3 separate regions of the Homo sapiens genome follow, and all the other regions are linked to region 1. Evidence: chromatin contacts called from ENCODE Hi-C or POLR2A ChIA-PET data. All regions are on one chromosome and are shown on one strand. The core of a region is the stretch at or near the end of the contact, and the rest is flanking DNA. Distances in the headings are between cores, read along the strand shown. Region 1 overlaps RNF115 (ring finger protein 115). Region 2 holds the start of PIAS3 (protein inhibitor of activated STAT 3). Region 3 overlaps RNF115 (ring finger protein 115).

Evidence for each region. Hi-C counts contacts between places; a loop is a spot of excess contacts on that map. ChIA-PET counts read pairs that join two places held with the same protein, here RNA polymerase II (POLR2A). Pooled maps may share reads with other maps.
Region 2: a map of A673 shows a loop between it and region 1 (4-fold over the local background). The contact joins the promoter of PIAS3 here to the enhancer-like site in region 1. A Hi-C loop is called at or near these places in 2 of 168 maps with a recorded cell type or tissue (A673 and Caki2) and 2 of 50 pooled maps. POLR2A ChIA-PET finds 5 or more read pairs at or near these places in 5 of 52 experiments (GM12878, H1, PC-9 and 2 more).
Region 3: a loop to region 1 is called in a map of heart left ventricle, with 9 times the contacts of the local background. The contact joins two enhancer-like sites. A Hi-C loop is called at or near these places in 5 of 168 maps with a recorded cell type or tissue (HL-60/S4, PC-3, ascending aorta and 1 more) and 3 of 50 pooled maps. POLR2A ChIA-PET finds 5 or more read pairs at or near these places in 6 of 52 experiments (B cell, Caco-2, Panc1 and 3 more).

What each region holds. Positions count from the first base shown.
Region 1 is chr1:145,798,112-145,803,024 of GRCh38, forward strand. All of the region lies in intron 1 of RNF115 (ring finger protein 115), which reads right to left. Among named protein-coding and RNA genes, the nearest start is that of RNF115, 24 kb to the right of the region's middle. Within about 2 kb of position 3,005, at least 2 of the 41 ENCODE cell types and tissues checked have a DNase peak (open chromatin) inside an H3K27ac peak, as active enhancers do.
Region 2 is chr1:145,856,981-145,861,893 of GRCh38, forward strand. It overlaps PIAS3 (protein inhibitor of activated STAT 3), which reads right to left and starts at 2,101. Exons shown (of 14, transcript NM_006099.3): 1 at 1,987-2,101; 2 at 1-26. The coding sequence starts at 2,010. RefSeq lists silencers at 2,138-2,227, 2,698-2,907.
Region 3 is chr1:145,749,193-145,754,105 of GRCh38, forward strand. It overlaps RNF115 (ring finger protein 115), which reads right to left. Exons shown (of 9, transcript NM_014455.4): 5 at 3,786-3,857; 6 at 2,246-2,318; 7 at 1,215-1,308. Among named protein-coding and RNA genes, the nearest start is that of CD160, 32 kb to the left of the region's middle. Within about 2 kb of position 2,584, at least 5 of the 41 ENCODE cell types and tissues checked have a DNase peak (open chromatin) inside an H3K27ac peak, as active enhancers do.

The DNA.
Region 1 (4,913 bases), core at 1,755-4,254:
TGTGTTCATTGATGCACCAAAGTTTTTAAGTTTGATGCAGTCCCATTTGCCTATTTTTGCTTTTGTTGCCTGTGCTTATGGTGTCATATGCCAGAAATCACTGCCAAATCCAAAGTTATAAAGCCTTTCCTCTAAGTTTTAAGTTATAAGCCTTTCCTCTAAGTTTTCTTTTAGGAGTTTTACAGTTTTAGGTCTTATATTTAGGTCTTTAATCCACTTTGAGTTTATTTTTATATATAGTGTAAAATATGAGTCCAAATTTTTGTTTTGTATGTGAAAGTCCAGTTTTCCCAACACTGTTTGCTGAAGAGACTGTCCTTGCTCCACAGAGGGGTCCTAGCACCTCTGTCCAAGATCATCTGACCACATATGCAAGGGTTTATTTCTGGAGTCTCTATTCCATTGTCTATATGTCTGTTGTTATGCCAGTACCACACTAGTTTTATTACCATAGCTTAGTAATATATTTTGAAATCAGAAAGTTTGAGTCCTCCAGCTTTGTTTTTCTTTTTGAAAACTGTTCTGGCTATTAGGGGTAACGTGAGATTCCAAATTAATTTTGGGATGAAACTTCTATTTGCAAAAAAAATGCTGTTGGGATTTTGATAGGTATTCTGTTGAATCTGTAGATCGCTTTGGGAAGAATTCATATCTTAACAATATTAAGTCTTCCAATCCATGAACACAGGATGTCTTTCTATTTATTTGTATGCTCTTTAATTCTTTTCAGCAGTATTTTACGGTTTTTAATATTCAAATTTTTCACTTCTTTGGTTAGGGTCATTCCTAACTTTCATTCTTTCTGATGCTACTGTTAATGGAATTGTTTTCTTAATTTTTCAAGTTGTTCACTGTGTATGGAAACATAACTAATTTTTGTGTGTTGATTTTGTATCCTGCAACTTTGCTGAATTCATTTATTAGTTATAACAGGGTTTTTTGTGGAATGTTTAGGGTTTTCTTTTTTTTTTTTTTTAGATGGAGTGTCGCTCTGTCACCAGGCTGGGGTGCAGTGGCGCAATCTCGGCTCACTGCAACCTCTGCCTCCTGGGTTCAAGCAAATCTCCTGCCTCAGCCTCCCGAGTAGCTGGGACTACAAATGCCTGCCATCATGCCCAGCTAATTTTTGTATTTTTAGTAAAGACGGGGTTTCACCATGTTGGCCAGGATGGTCTCGATCTCTTGACCTCGTGATCCGCCTGCCTCGGCCTCCCAAAGTGCTGGGATTACAGGCATGAGCCACTGCAGCCAGCTTCCGGGTTTTCAACAAATAAGATCATATCATCTGTGAACAGAGATAATTTTACTTCTTCCTTTCTAATTTGGGTGCTTTTCTTTTTCTTGCCTAAATTGGCTCTGGCCAGGACTCTTAATACTATGTTGAAATAGCAGTGGCAAGAATGGGCATCTTTGCCATGTTCCTGATGTTAGGGGGAAAGCTTTCGGTCTTTCACCACTGAATGAGATGTTCACTGTGGGCTTTTTTTTGTTGGGGGGAGGGGGTGGGTGAGGGTGGGAAGGGTCTTGCTCTGTTGCCCATTCTGAAGTGATATGGTACGATCTTTGCTCACTGCAGACTCAACCAATCCTCCCACCAAAGCGTCCCAAGTAGCTAGGACTATAGGCGTACATCACCATGCCTGGCTAATTGTGTTTATTTTTTGCAGAGATTAGGTCTCACTTTGTTGCCCAGGCTGGTCTCAAACTCCTGGACTCAAGTGATCCTCCCACCTTGGCCTCCCAGAGTGCTGGAATTACAGGCATAAGCCAACAGGCCCAGCCACTGTGGGCTTTTCATAAATACACTTTGATATGCTGAGTTTCCTTCTATTCCTAGTTGAGTGTTTTTATCATGAAAGTATGCTGGATCTATCAAATGCTTTTTCTGCATGAATTGAGATGATGATGCAGTTTTTGTCCCTTATTCTGTTAATGTGGTATTCTCTTTACTTTGATGTGTTTGAAATTTTCCATGATAAAGTTTGTTTTAAGTTACAACAGTCTGAGAAACATAGTCGGGTGAAGAAACAGTTAACCAAACCATATACTGAGCAAACTTGCGGCCATTTAAAATAAAAGTAGATCAGAAGTAATTTGTTACATTAGAGAATTAAGGGGGGAAGTCTACTTATATTTACTAAACACATGATGTGCTTGACACTGTGCTATTCCACTTAACCACTCTGTGAGGTAAATATTGTTATTGCTATTTTACAAACAAGAAAATGAAAAAAAATTGTGCCCAGATGGCCTTCCAGAGACAGCCCCAATAAGACCTCTCAGCCCATATATTCTTCTGCAATGTGACCTTCCCACTCCCTTTAAAGACATGCAGTTTATTTCTCAAGCCCCTTGAATCTGGGAGGCCCTGTGACTTCTTTAATAGATACAATACTATGCCAGTTCCAAAGCCCTTAACTGCCTGGCAACTTCTACTTCCTAACTCTTGGAACCCTGAGCAGCCACATAAGTTTAGACTACTCTGCTGGATAAAGAGGCCATCTCAAAGAGCACTGAGACATCAGACAAGTAAAAGGAAAACACCATCTTGGATCCAGCCTAGGGCAGAGTCTTCAGATGGCCCCATCTCCAGGTACTATCTGACCACAACCACATGAAAGACCTTAAGGGGAGAAGTGTCCAGCTGAACCCTGTCAATCCACAGAAACATGAGAGATAATAATAAGTTATTGTATTAAGCCACTACATTTTGGATAGACTTGTTAGGCAATAATAGAAAATCAGAACATTGCCCAAGGGATGAAAAGGAGCTTTAGGACGGGCGCAGTGGCTCATGCCTGTAATCCCAGCACTTTGGGAGGGCCAAGGCGGGCAGATCACAAAGTCAGGAGATCGAGACCATCCTGGCTAACACGGTGAAACCCCATCTCTACTAAAAATACATAAAAATTAGCTGGGCGTGGTGTTGGGAGCCTGTAGTCCCAGCTACTCAAGAGGCTGAGGCAGGAGAATGGCATGAACCCAAGAGGCAGGGCTTGCAGTGAGCCAAGATTACGACACCGCACTCCAGCCTGGGCACAGCGCAGAGCGCACAGCAAGACTCCGTCTCAAAAAAAAAGAAAAAGAAAAGGAGCTTTAAACCTTGGTCTTTCTTGAATCCAAAATTCCATCTTCTTTTCATTATACCATGCTGATTGAAAATAACTATGCTTTTAGGCCAGGCACAGTGGCTCAGCCTATAATCTCAGCACTTTGGAAGGCCACGGAGGGAGGATCACTTGAGGCCAGGAGTTCGAGCCTGGCCCAACATGGCAAAACCCCGTCTCTACTAAAAATACAAAAATTAGCCAGGCGTGGTGGCACATGCCTGTAATCCCAGCTACTGTGCAGGCTGAGGCAGGAGAATTGCTTGAACCCAGGAGGCAGAGGTTGCAGTGAGTGAAAGAGTGAGACTCCATGTCAAAAAAAAAGAAAGAAAGAAAGAAAATAACTATGCTTTTAAAGGGAGGAACACTAAATCAAGAATAATAATCAAATGCCAATTATATGTCAGGCACTATGGAAATCTATCCTACGCTTACCTATTAATACGTCAAGTCTTCACAACAAACCTCTCCCCAAAATATTTCCAATGTATGCAGTCACAAAATCTTACCCCTCAGTAACTCATTTCTCTCTTTTTCAGTAACTCATTTCTAATTCAGTAACTCATTTCTCTCTTTTTTTTTAAACTGAGACAGGGTCTCGCTCTGTTGCCCAGGCTGGAGTGCAGTGGCACCATCTCGGCTCACTGCAACCTCTGCCTCCCAGGCTCCAGAGATTCTCCCACCTCAGCCTCCCGAGTAGCTGGGACTACAGGTGTATACCATTACGCCCAGCTAATTTTTATATTTTTTGTAGAGACGGAGTTTTGCCATGTTGCCCAAGCTAGTCTCGAACTCCTGAGCTCAAGCAATCCTCTCATGTTAGCCTCCCAAAGTGCTGGGATTACAGGCGTGAGCCACCACGCCCAGCCGAGTCATTTCTATCATCCCATCTGTAAAAGAAAAGCATAACAAAAAACCTAAGTTACTTACCTAGAATCACTGGAAACAGGAACCCAACTGTTTCCACCAAACTAAGCTGCTTTCCCCCTAGGCTCTAAAAGATTACTGTAAACAACTCTAGTGAAGATACTCAGTGGCAGGTTCTGAATCGAGAACAACTCCCTAAGCATAGCTTAGCCCTGATGCTTACCCACTTAAAAGAACAGCCCAAGAGGACACAAAGCACTAGAAATATAGGAAGGAAAGGAAAAGGGTGGTTTTAATGCATTATTTCTTTTGCCTCCCGTATTTCAAAGGATTAGTTATCACAATACGTGACACCTTAGAGGACAAGGAGCTACAAATTCAGACCTATTTATATCAGGTCACATAATGTGAAATTTAAATACTCTTGAAACCTATACAAGTTTGTATCCAATACTTATTCAGTACATCAAATGTAATATAAAGACTTACTACTTTTTTCCTAATTTCACAGCTATGTTTTTCTACCTCTTCGTTATCAACTTAAAGTGTTTATTTTATCTAAAACAGAAGTTCCAATGGTGATTAAAGTGTCAAAAAAAAGAAGCCCATTTTCTGTCTAGTCTGACAGCCACAATTTTAAGTTAGTCACATTCTATTGTTTATACTCTCTTTGAGTATCACATGGCAAGACAGTCAGAAATTTCTAATTAGAAGGATTAAGAACACAAAATGTTTGCCACACATCACAGCTCCTAGGCCAGTACCCACTATACTTTTACTCTGATGCTAAGTCTCGTCACTAGGTCAAAGAGACTGGTTCCCTTTTCAAGCCAGGTTATACATCCTCCTCCCTTTTCAAAAGCATCAAGTGAACCCCAAAACAAAGACAACAGAACTTCTGAGTTCTGTTCCCAGTTCCACCATTATCCTCAAGGTCTC
Region 2 (4,913 bases), core at 851-3,350, 58 kb after region 1:
GACACCCGGAAACTCATCACCATGTGCTGTGGAGAAAAACAGAGAAGCTTGAGCATCCTCCCTTGCACAGGCCTGCCCTGCCAAGACATGGGCTGAGCTACCAGGTGGGCAGTGCCTTTCTCTCCAGCACTGATGGGAAAGATGATGCTTCGCAGCTAGTGGATTACTGCCAGGTAGTCGACCTATCCAAAGGGACATCTCAGTCCCACTTTAGCAACCATCAGGTCAGCATCATCACCACCACCCCCGAGCTTGAGCAACACTATTTCCCCAGGCCTGGAAGCAGCCAGAGTGGGGCAGGGAATGGCAGACAGCAAGCCACCCTCAGACACACCTCCGAGTCCATGCAGCCTCCCGCCTCCATCCCTGGACTCTGCTTTAAGCTGCTTATCTCCTCTCTTGCCCTTTCTCAGACTCTCAAACCCATCCCAGCCTCCTGGGAACAGGATAGGAGACAGGGAGAAGGAGGGAGAGACAAGAGGATTCAAGCCAGACAGCCCCACGGGAAGAAAGGGGCTAGGTGGCTGGAGGATTGTGCCCTTCAGCCCACCCCTCCCAACCACCTTAATTCACCTCAGCTATTTCCCCCAAGCCTCTGAAGCTTCTGTGGCCAGGGTTTTCAGGTCAGGGTTCAATGCTCATAACTTCCCCAGATCCTTTCTTGGAATCGTTTATATAACCACCCCCTCCCCACAACTTAGTCCTATTTTTCTGGAAGGGAAACAGGACCAAAACTTGGGTCGGGGAGATTAACAGTGAATCACTGAGTCCAAGTATCCTGCCTGTTTACTCTATCTGCCAGGAACCATAATCTGGCATCTCTCCTACACAGAGAAATTAATACTCCTCTACAACTTACAGCGCCCCCCTATAGGGGTGGAAGAGGAGAGGGCAGAGCTCTAAACAGAGACCCTGGGTGGATGAAGGAAAAGCCTCTGAGTCAGGGCACAGAATCGCAAATCCCCTGAAGGTAGCTGGGCCCAGTGGCTAGACCTCCAGCCTTCCCAGGACCATAGCTCCCATTTCAAAGGGCAGAAGAAAACCAGGAGGCAGGCGGATGAACTCGGTAGTTTGAGGTTCTATGAGATGTCCTCAGATGTGGTCACCCTCCAAACTCTATGTAGCAGGAGGGGAGCGCTCTCCTTAGAAGACTCCCTTCTGTGAATCTCTAGGAGATCCTGTCATGTGCAGGGCTTGCTAGCCCTACACAATTCTTCTCATAGGAGGCTTTGTCTTGGACCCCTTTTATGGAATGTGATGAGAAACTTGCTCCTCTTTCTCCCCATCCTTATCTCCTCTGTCCTGTCTTTTTTTCTCCATTAGCTTCCCCTATAACTTCCCACCTTTCTATCCCATAGTTTCACATGCCTCTGCCTCTTCCCAAACACCGCGATTCACTACGGCAGGACCTTCCTCTGAGCCTCCAGGATGCTTCTGCCCCACCCCTCGAGGTATCGGCCCGCACAGCCCCGCCCCCTGCATCTCAGCAGCCTACTGGTATTTCCCAAAGCTCGGATCCCGAGAGTAGCCCCAAAGACCCTATCCTCTCAGCTGCCTTTCCCCCGGAGCCTCCCCTACGTCTGCCCCGCGGTCCCATCCCTGCATGTGCCCCCTACTGTTGCATCTCTTGGCCTTGATCGACTCGCCCCCAGTGCCTCTACAGCACCTTTTCCCCCTGGCCCTACCCCAACAACCGCCCCTACTACTAAATCCGACTTCTACCCCTCGTCCCCGCCCCCTGCGCCTCAGCCCCCAACAGCTGCAATTCCCCTCGGCCCCACCCCTACATCTGCCCCGCAGCCCCGCCCCCGGAGCCCCGCCGCAGCCCCTTCCTCGCTCTCAGCTACTTCTCTCCCATCCTCAGCAGCTCGTGCCTGCCACGTCGTCGGCGCCCACCCGAGCCCCGGCACCCAGTCTCGGTCGCTTCCCGGACACGGCGTACCGCCGGGCTGAGTCCAGATGGGGATGGGGGGAGGGGGCCGGTACCTTTAATTCGCCCAGCTCCGCCATCTTGAGACATCGCAGGCGCCCCAGCCGGAGCCGGAGCTCAGGCCCAGGGACCGGCGCACAACTCTCCACCCTGGCGCCGGCCGCAAATGCCGCCTGCTCCGCCCAGTCCGGCCCCCTATACCTCCCCTTCCCGGCCCCGCCCGCCTGGCTTCGGACAAGCCCCAGCCTGAGCCCCTCCCTCCACAGCCGACCCAGCAGCTACACGTCTGCGGCCGGTTGGCAGGACGCGTAGCCCCGGAGGGAGTGTATGGCCCCCAAGATCGCGGGGTCCCTAGGGCAACGGGGAGGAGGCGGGCCCGAAGTGCCTGGTGGAGGGGGGCTTTGCCACGGCAGAGTTGGGAGGGGACAAGCTTTTAGGGAGCCAAAGATACTTGAAAGATGGAGGGAAAGTATCGGGAACTGCTAGAGCTCAGAGAAATGGGGGAGGGGGTAGCGAAGTTGGAGCGCAAACCCTCATCTCCATCTCTGCATAAGTTTAATCAACTAAAATCGAGAGGTCTTCCAACTCGGGAAATGGGCGAGCGCTGATCCGTCTTAGGGAAGCCGTGGAGTCGGCATTCAGTAATTCACCCTCTCCTCCTCCCCCATACACCAACTACAGTGCAGCTCGTGGTCCGATCGTAGGACTCAAACTCGGCAGCAAAAAAAAGTTTGGTGCGGGGAGCGGGACTTACCAGCACAATTGTGGGAAATGGAGAGAGGGCTCGGGAGGCTCAGAGGGCGAGCTGGAGAGGTGGGGGAATGGGGCTCGGCGCTGCTCCTGCTGTCCGCACGGCAGAAGTTCGGTCCAGCAGCCGGACGCGGCGGCCGCGGCTCCGCCCGGGCCGGAGCTCCGCCCGGCCTAGCGCTCGGGCTGGGGCCGCCCCCTCCAGGGGAAGCCCGCCAGGACCGCCAAGAGGGAAGGGGGGCGGAGCTCGGGCGAGAGAGGGAGGGACTCAGAGCTCGACGTTGGAGAGATTAACTCCTGGTGTGAGTGGATCTGGAGAGACGAGATCCTTGGATCCCATCATTCTCACTACCTCTGTGACCCCTCAACGCTTACGTATGGGATTGGGGTGGTGGCACACTGCTGCTAAGCCGGTGTGAACCAGGTATCTGACAGTATAAAGCAGTCTTCCTTGAAATGACAACTGTCCCTCCCTAGGGCAAAGCCTGGGGTACTGAATCCAAAGTGTACCTAACAGTAACTACCCTAGATACACGTGCAGAATACCTCCACCAGAGCCCCCATACCTTTGGTGTAGCTGAAGATGAACAGAGGGGTTTTCTTACCCACAAAAGGGATCTTTCTGTCCCTCTCTGAACTGCCTACCCACTCTCCTTCCTCCAAAGCCTTGGACCCTCCAGAGGCCCCATCCCAACCAAGCTGATCACTCACATGCAGGCACCAAATTAAATCTGTTTCTGTATCCATGGAAATACCTATTTTTTTATTTTTTTGGGGGGGGACCAAGTCTCACTCTGTCACCCAGGCTGGAGTGCAGTGGCGCGACTTGGCTCACTGCAACCTCCGCCCCCCGGGTTCAAGCAATTCTCCTACCTCAGCCTCCCGAATAGCTGAGATTACAGGCCTGCGTCACCACGCCCGGCTAATTTTGTATTTTTAGTGGAGACAGGGTTTCACCATATTGGCCAGGCTGGTCTCAAACTCCTGACCTCGTGATGCGCCCGCCTCACCTTGGCCTCCCAAAGTGCTGGGATTACAGGCGTGAGCCGCCGCGCCTGACCCAGAAAATACCAACTTAAGGGAAATGTACCCGCACTACATACTGAGAAACTCACAGCATTTTATAGTTGGCTGCAATTTGTTCAATAAATATTTGAGTGCTTATCAGGGATCATTAGGTGCTGAGGACATAAAAGCCTTGCAGGAGTTCACAGTCTAGCAGCAGAGACAAGACATGTTAAACCTATAATCAGCACACCAAAAAAGGGCTTTAATAAATAGGAAAAATCCTTTTATTTAGCTTAAGCCTTCAGTATAATCCTCCTCATAAGACCCTACCCAGGCCAAAGATTGAAGGTGCCAGTTGAACTGGAACTAGGCCCAGTTACTTTGTGGTTTTTGTCCCTAGGGAAGATGCCACCCTCTCCTAACACTCAGGTTCTTTCCTTGCTGCTTTGCTACCCAAATTGGTGAGCGCTTCAAGCTAAACTCAGACTCAACTAGTTCTAAATTCCAGCTGCTCCCTTCCAACACCTGAGTCTTCATCAGGTCCTGAGATCTTTTTTGCTGTTGTTCTGTTCAGTCCTCTAGATCAAAAGTTACTATAGTTTGTATTTCTAAGAATTTTCAGTAGTTGCAGGATGAGGAAGGTAGGGAGGATTATTAAAAAGAGACAAAGCGGGGATCTTTCGGAAGTGATGGATATGTTCATTATCTCGATTGTGTAATGGTTTTATGGGTGTATATGCATATGAAAACACATCAAATTGTATACTTCAAATACATGCATTTTACATGGAGAGACATATTGACGTATATCAGTTGTACGTCAATAAAGCTGTAAATGGCCGGGCGCGGTGGCTCACGCTTGTAATCCCAGCACTTTGGGAGGCCGAGGCGGGCGGATCACGAGGTCAGGAGATCGAGACCACGGTAAAACCCTGTCTCTACTAAAAATACAAAAAATTAGCCGGGCGTGGTGGCAGGCGCCTGTAGTCCCAGCTACTCGGAGAGGTTGAGGCAGGAGAATGGCGTGAACCCGGGAGGCGGAGCTTGCAGTGAGCCGAGATCGCGCCACTGCACTCCAGCCTGGGCGACAGAGACTCTGTCTCAAAAAAATAAAATAAAATAAAATAAAAAATAAGTAAAGCTGTAAATGCTGGGCACGGTGGCTCACGCCTGTAATCCCAGCACTTTGGGAGGCTGAAGTGGGCGGATCACCTGAGGTCGGGAGTTC
Region 3 (4,913 bases), core at 1,334-3,833, 49 kb before region 1:
CTTAATAGATTCACTCCTTACTCTCCATTCCTATCACCTTAGCCCTAATTCTTTTACTTCTCATGCCTAGTCTGCTGCAACAGCCTCCCAGCTAGTATCCCAAATTCCACGGTCTTAACCCTCCAAATATATCCTATACTTTGCTACAACTTAGTTTTCCCTCAAACCAGCTCCACAGCAATCCCCAGCTCCTCTTCACTTGGATTCTCAGCTGGCACCTCAAAAATCAACAAATTAAAAAATGTAAAACATCACCTCATCTCCTTACCCAAACCAGGGTCCATTCACTATTTCCCTGTCCCTTAAGATGGCAGCACCATGTTTATAGTTACAAAGCTGTGAAATCTCAGAATTCTCTTTGACTCTTTCCCCTTCTTCATCCCATTATGCAATGAGTGAGGAAAGCATTTCTCCAAAATGATCTTCTGAATCCTTTCCTTTCTGTTAGCATTGTCACCATCAACTGAACCTCATCTGGACTGCTGCAACACTCTAAAATCCCTGTTTCTGCTCTCTCTCACTTCCAATGTTTCACACACTGCCCCTAGACTAATCTTCCCTAAAGACCACTTTACCTGACTCACACACCACGTATATTAGTTCATACTTTTCCTTAAATAGAATGACCTAAGATAGCCCACCTTGTCTTTAAAATCTCTAACTCTAAACCCGAACTGATGGGAACAGAAACTCCCAGACCAAAATGCTGTCCCTTGTCACTAAATTCCTCCAGTGCTTACAAATAAAATAGTATCTATGACTAAGATACCTAACTGTACCTGACACAAAGTAGATTTGAAACAAACTCCCAGCCTATTTTTTTCTTCTCCTTTCCCCAATGTCAGTATCATGTGTCCAACACAGTTTTTAATCATTTGATCAGTTTTTCTTCAACTTGTTACAATCAATTCTTATCTATCTTTGTACCTCTTTATTCCCAATGGCACCTAAAAAAGAGACATAATTGCTCAGGAAATACCAACTGACTAACCTAATAAAGGGGTAGGAACTTTCCAGATTTGGCACCCAGATAGGAATTTTAGAGGGCTATAGCTTCACTTAAAGGTCCTTAATATAGGAAGGTATTGGGATTTTTTTTCTTATTTTTTTGTCTTTTTATTTTGTTCACTTTTTAAACTTTTCACCTGTCAGAAGATACCGGGATTTTGAACCGAGATCAGAAGATGACAGAATAAGTATAAAAATGAACCTACCAACTTGTTCCTGAGTTACTGTCACTGTTGGAAGAGATGTGATCTTTTCCTTGTCAGCTGGGGGAGGGCCTGTGTTTTCCAGTTGTCCTAAAAGCTACAAAAAAAGAGAAAGAAAAAGACGAAGTGGCAGACATCGCAATATCCCTGGAGAGGGAACTGCTCCAGCTGAGAACAAACAGTGCAGACATTAGGTATGTTAGTTACTCTTACTTCTGCAAGGCTCTGAGAGGCTTGGGTTTCCCCTTTCCTGCTGCCAGAACACTCATAATTGCTTTACAATTTCAGAGTGACGTTCGTATAAGCCTACAGACAAACCCATGATTGCAAGGCCCACCTCTAGGCATAAAGCAACTTCAGAGGCAGCAAAAGGGTTGTGGTGTCACGAGTAAAACTATAGCTTAATAAAAAGTAAAATGTAACTGGTCCAAAAGCTTCATCTTCTGGAAGAAGAAAAAAGCGAGAGTATGAAAAGTAGCATAACGTGAGCCAAGAAATAGGTAAATTACTGCCTATAAGACGACTGAATATAAAGGACATGCTTTCTAGTCTCAGAAATCCACAACGGAAATGAAAAACCAATCAAATTAAAATGAACATAAACAAGTGGAAGCAATTATACATGGCATGGGAATACTTTTTTCTCTGCTTCCTTCCCCTACTTTGCTCCATCTAGCAGAAATCCCTGCTTCAACATGTGAGGAAACCCTCCTTTTTTTGTGAAATATTTGTTAATAGAATCCTTATAGAACTGAGCAAGAGAGACAAAAATACAAAATACTATTTGTTATAGAAGTCTTTTCTTCCTATGGAGGTGAAACCATCTTCTAGAAATTCCCTCAGACCTAGGAAGTGCATGGATGCTGAGCTAACCCCATAAATCATTCATCCCTTTAGTAAAATGGAAACCCCAAAGCTCAAAATATTAGAGAAAGCAGAGTGACTGCCATTTCAGAAAGTAGCAGAAGGAAAGCAGGAAGCCTGTGGAACCATGAGACACACTGAACAGACACCCTCAAAAGGCAGCTCCTCACCTGGGTTACAATGGCATCAAGCCCTGTCTGACCCCAGGCATAGTCCCCAGGGTTGGAGTGCAGCATCCCGCTCCTATACGTGAGATGAGATAGACAGCATTAGATGGAGTGACCAGGCTCTGCCTTACACCACAGAAAAAAATTGGCAGAGGGATCCTGTTCTCTCTCAGAGCTGGAAAGTCACTAGTCCTCCAGGATCAAGAGGCAAAGAATTCTGTACATTTTCAAGATCAAACAGACTATCCAGAGATAGTACCTCATTCTCTAAGAATTTTACTTAACTAGAACATAAAATGTGAAGCTACCTAAAGTACCACATGACACGCCAGAACAAAAAGAGTGACTCATTGCCTGTTGGTTTCAAAAATTTGTGTTTTCTGTGCCCACTGATATTAAACACAGATGGAGCTGCTTTTTAAGGAGAGTTTTCCCTTCATGACTGGTCAAAATCTACAGCAAACATCCCTCATTATAAGAGGCCGCCCACAGTTCTGGACAATGAGGAGCTTTCAAGTAGAGAAGCAGCCATAGCAGTCTCTCTGAATCACAACTTAGAGCAATTATAAAAGGGACTTGGCAACACCGTTTTTTTTTATTTTCCCTCAGAGCTGCTGGTACACTACCAGCAGAGGTCCAGACTACTGGATGACAGAGGTCCTAAAAGGACTGAGGTTCCTTTGAGCAAAGAAACCTTCTGGGCCACAGTTAGAAGCAGCAAATAATTTCTCAGACAAGAAGAAATTCCATCTTTAATCCCATCATACATAAGTGTCACTCTGATACTGAATTACAGCCTATTGTTTCTTCTGACAAATCCTCTTACTTTGAAAAAAATGAAGTTCAGCATAATGTTTTCAATTTCAGAAATTCTTAAGGAGTAAAATATTCCTGTGTAGTCTACTGGGGAAACCCACAAATCAGATACCAAGCCTGGCAGGGACCATCTCATTCTCTACCTCAATACAACTCTCAGACCTGAATATAAAAGGAATCAAGACATTTCTAGCACCCAAACATCCTGGGGGACCAGGACGGCCTTCCTGAGCCTGAATAATAATAAAAAAAAAAGTTCTGATTAAGTTTGGGCTTAGCAGATAATGGCAGTGTAGCAGCCTCCAGTTACATCTACATACTCACCTATGCAGCTCTTTTTTTTTTTTTTTTTTTTTGAGACAGGGTCTCTTTCTGTCGCCCAAGCTGGAGTACAGTGGCGCGATCTCGGCTCACTGCAACCTCCACCTCCCGGGTTCAAGTGATTCTCCTGCCTCAGCCTCCGAGTAGCTGGGACTACAGAAGCATGCCACCACGCCTGGCTAATTTTTTATATTTTTAGTAGAGACGGGGTTTCACCATGTTAGCCAGGATGGCCTCGATCTCCTGACCTCGTGATCCGCCAGCCTCGGCCTCCCAAAGTGCTGGGATTAGAGGCATGAGCCACCGCACCCGGCCTATGCAGCTCTTTTTCTCTACTGCACAGAAATGACAGCACCTAAAATATGTCACTCCAATAGAGTAAGATAGAAAACAATTAGTTACTTACCAGGAAAAAGGGTGTGGAGATCCAGGAATGGCAGAATTTGCAAAGAATCCTGCAAAGATGTGTTGTAGTATTCTGTTACAGAAGAAAAAATTAGATAAGACAACAGACTAATGAAAAGTACTCTACAGATATCCATGGCTGCCTAATCACCAACTAATTCCCTAAACCAAAATGGCTTTTCATTGGCTAGTACACAAGAGACAGCATCAGAAATCAGCCTGCCACACAGCGGTGTGCTATTTTGCTATTATGGCTATCTTCCTGAGCTCTGCTATCTTACAGATTAATAGATTTTTGTGAATTAAGCTGGAAAGGGATCTGATGGTATGGTATAGTTTTTCAAACTATGTTCCCTGAATATCTGACATCAACATAAGGAAGGGTTAAAAGGGATGCCGAGCCAGTGGAACTCTGGACCCACCTCCCTTTAACAAGGGTAGTTCCATTTTTGTATGTTGTACACATTGGGTTTCTGAATAAGATATCATTTAAAGAGTCCTTTAAAAAAAAGTTTAAGCAATAATTCTATGTTAAGGTTGTTTCAGATGATTATAACACAAACACATATAAACACACACATGCTTAGCATTTGTCACTCTGAATACTTAAGATGGCACAGGTACACAGTTCTTTACACGAATGAGTCTTTGTTACCCAAAGAGATACTGGAGTGATGCCTCAGCAAAAGAAAAACCTGAAGAAATTGTTTCACTGGATCTTCTGTGTTCTGGATGATATGCAATTTTTTTTCTTTTTTGAGACAGAGTCTCGCTCTGCCGCCCAGGCTGGAGTGCAGTGGAGCGATCTCGGCTCACTGCAACCTCTGCCTCCCAGGTTCAGGCAATTCTCCTGCCTTAGCCTCCCGAGTAGCTGGGATTATAGGCACCTGCCACCACACCCGGCTAATTTTTTGTATACTTAGTAGATTTAGTAGAGATGGGGTTTCACCATGTTGACAAAGCTGATCTTGACCTCCTGACCTCAGCCTCCCAAAGTGCTGGGATTACAGGTGTGAGCCACCACGCCCAGCAATGATATGCAATTTTAAGTCCCTGGTTCCCACTTTACTTATTAGGCCAATTAATATAACAATGGCAATAGCCAACATTAGACTTTCCCTGCTACTAA